2 separate regions of the Homo sapiens genome follow, and region 2 is linked to region 1. A link is an interaction called in ENCODE POLR2A ChIA-PET data of the cell type or tissue named here. Cell type or tissue: A673. All regions are shown on one strand. Each heading gives the region's core, and the rest is flanking DNA. Links, peaks and the distances in the headings are about the cores only.

The links. ChIA-PET counts read pairs that join two places held together with the same protein. Peaks named below come from ENCODE experiments on the same cell type or tissue, not always from the same donor. Only the 100,000 strongest peaks of a DNase experiment are listed, where the experiment ranks them.
Region 2: POLR2A ChIA-PET joins it to region 1 with 9 read pairs; 3 of 35 experiments call an interaction of 5 or more read pairs at or near these places.

What each region holds. Positions count from the first base shown.
Region 1 is chr17:29,867,330-29,870,249 of GRCh38, reverse strand. All of the region lies in intron 1 of SSH2 (slingshot protein phosphatase 2), which reads left to right. Among named protein-coding and RNA genes, the nearest start is that of SSH2, 61 kb to the left of the region's middle. In A673, for the core only: a CTCF peak has its summit at 2,282; no DNase peak of the experiment used is centred there.
Region 2 is chr17:29,765,541-29,768,460 of GRCh38, reverse strand. All of the region lies in intron 3 of SSH2 (slingshot protein phosphatase 2), which reads left to right. Among named protein-coding and RNA genes, the nearest start is that of SSH2-AS1, 130 kb to the right of the region's middle. In A673, for the core only: no CTCF peak of the experiment used is centred there; no DNase peak of the experiment used is centred there; H3K27ac peaks cover 402 bases.

The sequences.
Region 1 (2,920 bases), core at 242-2,741:
TTAGTACATCAAAAACTTCCTTGTTTTTATTTATTTCAGATAATATTCCATTATATAGATACACCATAATGTATTTAACCAGTCTCCAGGATATCGTTATTATAATAAATGCTGCAATGAGTAACATTGGGAAAATGTCATTTAACATAATTATAATCAATTCCTAGAAATAGAATTGCGGGCCCAAAGGGAATAGTTTTATTTTTAATAGACATAAAGCTAGGATGGGACCCAAGGTCCTATCCTAAAACCAAACCTGAAAAAAAAAATAGTACCGACCAATATCCCATGCAAGAAGTCCATGCCTAAACTCCAGGTTTTTTTCTAGGATCAGGCCAATGACTATCATAAACACCTATGATTTAGTATCTATTCCTACTGCCTATGAGGAGAGTTCTGATTTCAACTGGGCCTGCACTCTGTGCAGAGATCAACACAGACTGATTTCTGCAGGCGACCTTCCTGCACTTCATATGGTTTATGAGAAAAAGCCGTTGTCAAAAGCAGCTTATTCTTTCCTGCAATTTTCTTTTCAGAGGAACTCTTTTCTTTGGCAATAATCAGGGGGTCTTATTCACAAGGGTCTCTGCTAATCTCTTGCCCTGGGCAGGGTAATTCTTCCCTATGACTTGGCAGTTCCCCGATCTTTCATTTCTTCCTTGATGCTCTCCTATTTTGGGTCTCTAGTCTCTTGCTTTTGTTAGTTAGGGCTAAATTCTTGTCCTGAATCTTCCCTTTGGCCTAAAGCTTAGAGACCCAAGGTGTTTCTCTTTGGCCTCCATAAAGACACAAAGCATCCTAGGCAAGGGACACTACAAGGGGACAGCCTTGTGGCTATCTCTGAAGCCCTACCTCAAAGTTGAGCTTCCGCTCACCAGCAAGCTGCTCTTTAAGTTATGGTTGGCTTGGATTTCGGGCAACCAACACTCTTGATTGTAGGAGGCATTCCTTGATTACTGAAGTCCCTAGATTACTAAGATCCTCCTTTAGCTTTTGGGAGTTTCTCACCCCAGTGGTTCTCATGACACCTCCCAATTATGGTTTAGTAGGTAAGACCCCTTGTATTGACCATCTCTCTAGAATCTCTGTCCGTTGAAGCAATTTCTGAATTCATCTCCAAAATCCTTTTCCTAAGATGGAAACTAGTTTAGAGAAATGTTCATTTCTTTGAGAAACATCTCTTTTTAGACACTCTCACTCCTCTGTTCTCTGGCTCTGGGGCATTGCTATTTTATGGCTAGAATCTTTTGAAACACTTCTACTCTTATCCCTTTACTTATTTCCTGACATTGCTCAACCTGTAATCAGCTCTGAGCTACCTCTATTAGCATTCTATAAAGTCCCACTTTTCTAGGTTATTTTCCATGATGCTGGATGAGAGGGACTGAAAAGTCTGCCAATTTTTCTCCCCATCCAAGGGAACGGGGAGGATTCTGCAGGCCCATGACCAATATTCGACAGGGCTTCTTCCAAGAATTTCCTGGTGGGAACTGAGTTTTTTTTTTTTTTTTTGAGGTGGAGTCTTGCTCTGTCGACCAGCCTGGAGTGCAGTGGCACGATCTCAGCTCACTGCAACCTCTGCCTCCTGGGTTCAAGCAATTCTCCTGCCTCAGCCTCCCAAGTGGCTGGGACTACAGGCACAAGCTGCCACGCCCAGCTAATTTTTTGTATTTTAGTAGAGATGGGGTTTCACCTTGTTGCCCAGGCTCATCTCGAACTCCTGAGTTCAGGCAATCTGCCCGCCTCGGCCTCCCAAACTGCTAGGATTACAGGCATGAGACACCGCACCCAGCCGGGAACTGAATTTTATGTGAGCACCTTGTCTTCTGCCTCCATGAGGGTTCCCCCAAGGCGCTTGGCAACCTCCCTATGGTGTTGGCTACTGAACTGTGGGTGACCGAGAAGAAAGGCAGACTAGGACAAAATGTGTAATTGGGCTTCTCTCATCTTTAACAATTTTATGGATTCAAGGATCTTGAGGGGTAGGTACTACCTCTGCTGTACCCAAAATTAACTGAGTTTTTAGTACATGTCAAGGGTTTAGATCAGGGAAGAAGAGCCCTAGAGAGTTATTCAGGTGATATTCTTCTCAGAGAGTTTTAATCATTGGTATAACTGTTTCTCCAAAGAATAGGGAATGAATCTCTTTGAAAGATTATACCTGAGGTTTACAAGCTTTCACTTAGCTCCTTCTAGGCAGCTTCTCTCATCATAGTGCACTTAATCAATTAGAATACAAAATGACCTTGTTACAGTGTGAGGACATCTTGTGGTCAGAATGCTATATAGGAAATTAATTGCAAATATAAGACCATCACTCACTTTACCCCCAGTTCAGCCTGGTAGTTCTTAATTTTAGGTATCTCTAGCCTTCCTTGATATCAATCTAGGTTCCTCTTCTAATACTAGAGCTAAATCTTTCAGTTCTCTTATTTATTAAAGAAGGAATAGAGCTCTTTACTTGCGAGGAAATAGGCTCTTTTCACAATCATCTGACACCTAACTTTGTAGTCTCAGCATTCTAAGTAACAGCGATCTTTCTGCACTTGTCTTTCTTTCCTGGCATACATCCCCAGACAAATGTTCAAGGGATGCTTTTCCCTCCTTTCTTACTCAGTGTCTTCTTTTCTTCAGATGCCTTTCTGAAGTTGCTTAGTTTCTCTAAAATATCTGCCTTTTGCTGTTCAAACCTTCATTCTGTAAGGAAATAACAGAACTCCACCTCTTTGCACACATACAGTGATCATACTACCTGATACACACGTTAGCATCTCTAAAACCTAATTTACTTTCATAGTCCAGGTCCCAAATCAAGCTACACAGATTTTTTTTGTTAAGTGTTTTTGTGGCAGGGGCTGGGGGAAGTTGATGGTTGTATTTAAACCACAGATAGCTCTCATATATTGGTCTGAGGAGAGAA
Region 2 (2,920 bases), core at 221-2,720, 100 kb after region 1:
GTCTCGACAGGTGTGGTGTTACATGCCTGCAGTCCCAGCTACTTGGAAGTTGAGCCAGGAGAACTGCTTGAGCCCAGGCGGTTAAGAGTGCAGTGAGCTGTGATTGTGCCACTGCACTCCAGTCTGGATGACAGAGCGAGACCCTGTCTCAAAAAAAAAAAAAAAAAAAAATTTACATTTATCTTGTTATAGTCTAAGTAGTTCTTTGGAAAAAATAATCCATAATATAGTTCCTCATAATATTTTTCTTTATAAATTTTCTACTTTATTCCCATAAACATATTTTACTTTTCTAATATATATATTTTTAGCTTTTAATGTAATGTGTAAAAGACAGGGTATAGAAGAGCATCTTGGGCCCTGAGTTAATTTAATAGATCATGGAGTAGCAGGAGACACTAATAATGCACAGGAAAATAAAAAACTAAACTCTTTAGGTAGGCAGTTTGATAATATCTACCAGGTCCTAAGATGTTTAAAATATTTCAAACTGCCAATTCCACCTCTAGGTGTTGATCCAACAAGTATATTCACATGTATGCACAAATATTTTTTTCAATATCCCTGTCATGACATGAACAAAAATTATACAAACACATGTTCATAGTGATATTGTATATAATAGTAAAGACTGGAAACAACTTAAATGCCCATAAGTAAAGGACTATTTAAATAGATTATATATGATTGTACAATAAAATGCCTTATACTCCTTTAAAAGAATGAGGGAGACTTACAATAACATGGAAAAATGTCTAAGGTATAGTGATAAGTAGGGGGAAATGCAAGTAGAATAATATGTATAATTCTGTGTGTGTGTGTGTGTGTGTGCGTGTGTGTGCATGTATGCTTCTTAAAGAGCAGCTACAATATATTGCTGTTTGCATATACAAGCAAAATTTCTGGAAATATTAATAACAATCATCTCTGGGAGTAAGATGATGAGAATGAGAATGGTGACTTTCATTTTACCTTTCTGAATTCTAAAAAGATTTAAGCATTCAGCATGTGTTAATGTTATTTAAAAAAAAAACTAGTTTAAAAAATAAAATGTTTCATCCCTGAGAGGTCTAAAAAAAAAAAAGAAAAAAGAAAACGTTTAAAGAGATAAAGTGGGGACTAAATGGTTAAATGTTTTGTAAAGTGTGTTTGATGTGAAAAGTGATCTGTAAATACCTATTATTTTTACTAAACAATAGAGTTTGGGGCTTTTGTAACCTGAAGAAAGCAGCATTTCAGCATCTCTTCCTACAGGAGCATATGGTGTTTAAGACTATGGGGGGATGAATGCCTTAGAGATCACCTCTCCTAGAGTTGATAGGCAGATCTTTTCAGTGTTTTCCATTGCTCTTATGGAGGAAAAGTTCCATGGAAAAGACTATAAAGGTTCAGTGACATTGCTTAATCCAGTGTTTAAAACTATGGTCAGATATTCTTTTTTTAAAAATTAGCCACATGGTGATTGCAAAACATGATTGCTTTTAAGTGCCTTTGTTTACAAAGTTTGGTTTATTGTATTATATAAAGAATGCCATTGACTAAGTGTAGTAAGATACCTCTTGGTGAAAATTCAGATATTATCTTGAGAGTTTTGTCCTAGTGTTTTACAGATTAACAGGAGACAGAATGTTGCATTACTCTGTAATTCTAAGTGTTGGTTTTCTTCCTTTTGATACTCAGGGGATTAACTTACTGTTTATTTTTCTACATCGAGCCCTTAGAGAAAACATAAAAATACAAATAGGTCCTGTGGTATAATCATTTTTTCTTATGAGTAAGTATTTTAAAACTAAAATTATGTAAGTTAAAGCTATTACATGAAAGCTTTAAAAATACAAAAATTGAGCACTGCACATCTCACATTACTACAGACGGTAATACTGAGTTAATGTAAAACTACCTGGCAAACAATCATAGTAAAGACTTCTTGGATGAAATGGTGGTACATAGGGGAAATTTGCATATATTTTATTTTTTTCTTTATTATTATTATTTTTTTTTTTGAGACAGCGTCTCACTCTGTTGCCCCGACTAGAGTGCAGTGGCGCGATCTTAGCTCACTGCAACCTCCACCTCCCGGGTTCAAGCGATTCTCCTGCCTCAGCCTCCTGCATTATTTTTATTTTTTTAATGAGACAGGGTCTCACTATCTTGCCCAGGCTGGTCTCAAACTCCTGGGTTCAAGCAATTCTCCTGCCTCCGCCTCCCAAAGTGCTAGGATTACAGGTGTGAGCCACTGTGCCCAGACAGGTATTTTAATGTTCATTCATTCATTTGTCAACTTCAGGGTAATGAAAGAAAACAAATACAATTAGCTTTCTATTATTGAAAGCTGACTGACCAATTTATGGATGATGATGATGATAATAATAATAATAAATTTGAATTTGGTGTTGTTCACAAAGTACTTTTGTCCCTGTATCTTTTTTTTTTTTTTTTTGGAGACGGAGTCTCACTCTGTCATCCAGGCTGGAGTGCAGCAGTGCGATCTTGGCTCACTGCAACATCCGCCTCCCAGGTTCAAGCGATTCTCCTGCCTCAGTCTCCCAAGTAGCTGAGATTACAGGCGCCCACCAGCACGCCTGGCTAATTTTTGTATTTTTAATAGAGAAGGAGTTTCACCATGTTGGCCAGGCTGGTCTTGAACTCCTGACCTCAAGTGATCCACCGGCCTCGGCCTCCCAAAATGCTGACATTACAGGCATAAGCCACCATGCCCAGCCTTTTGTCCCTGTATCTTAATCAGCCCGTGAGGTAAACATTACCTCAGTTTAAGATTAAAGAAAGTAGGGCTAGGATAGATTAAGGTTTGCCCATAGACAAAGCAGCTAGAATCTGGAACTTCTGATATCAGCATCATTGCCACTTTCTAATGTTGTCCACTTTAGCTATTTTTCAGATTTGTGGAAAAGAGCATAGA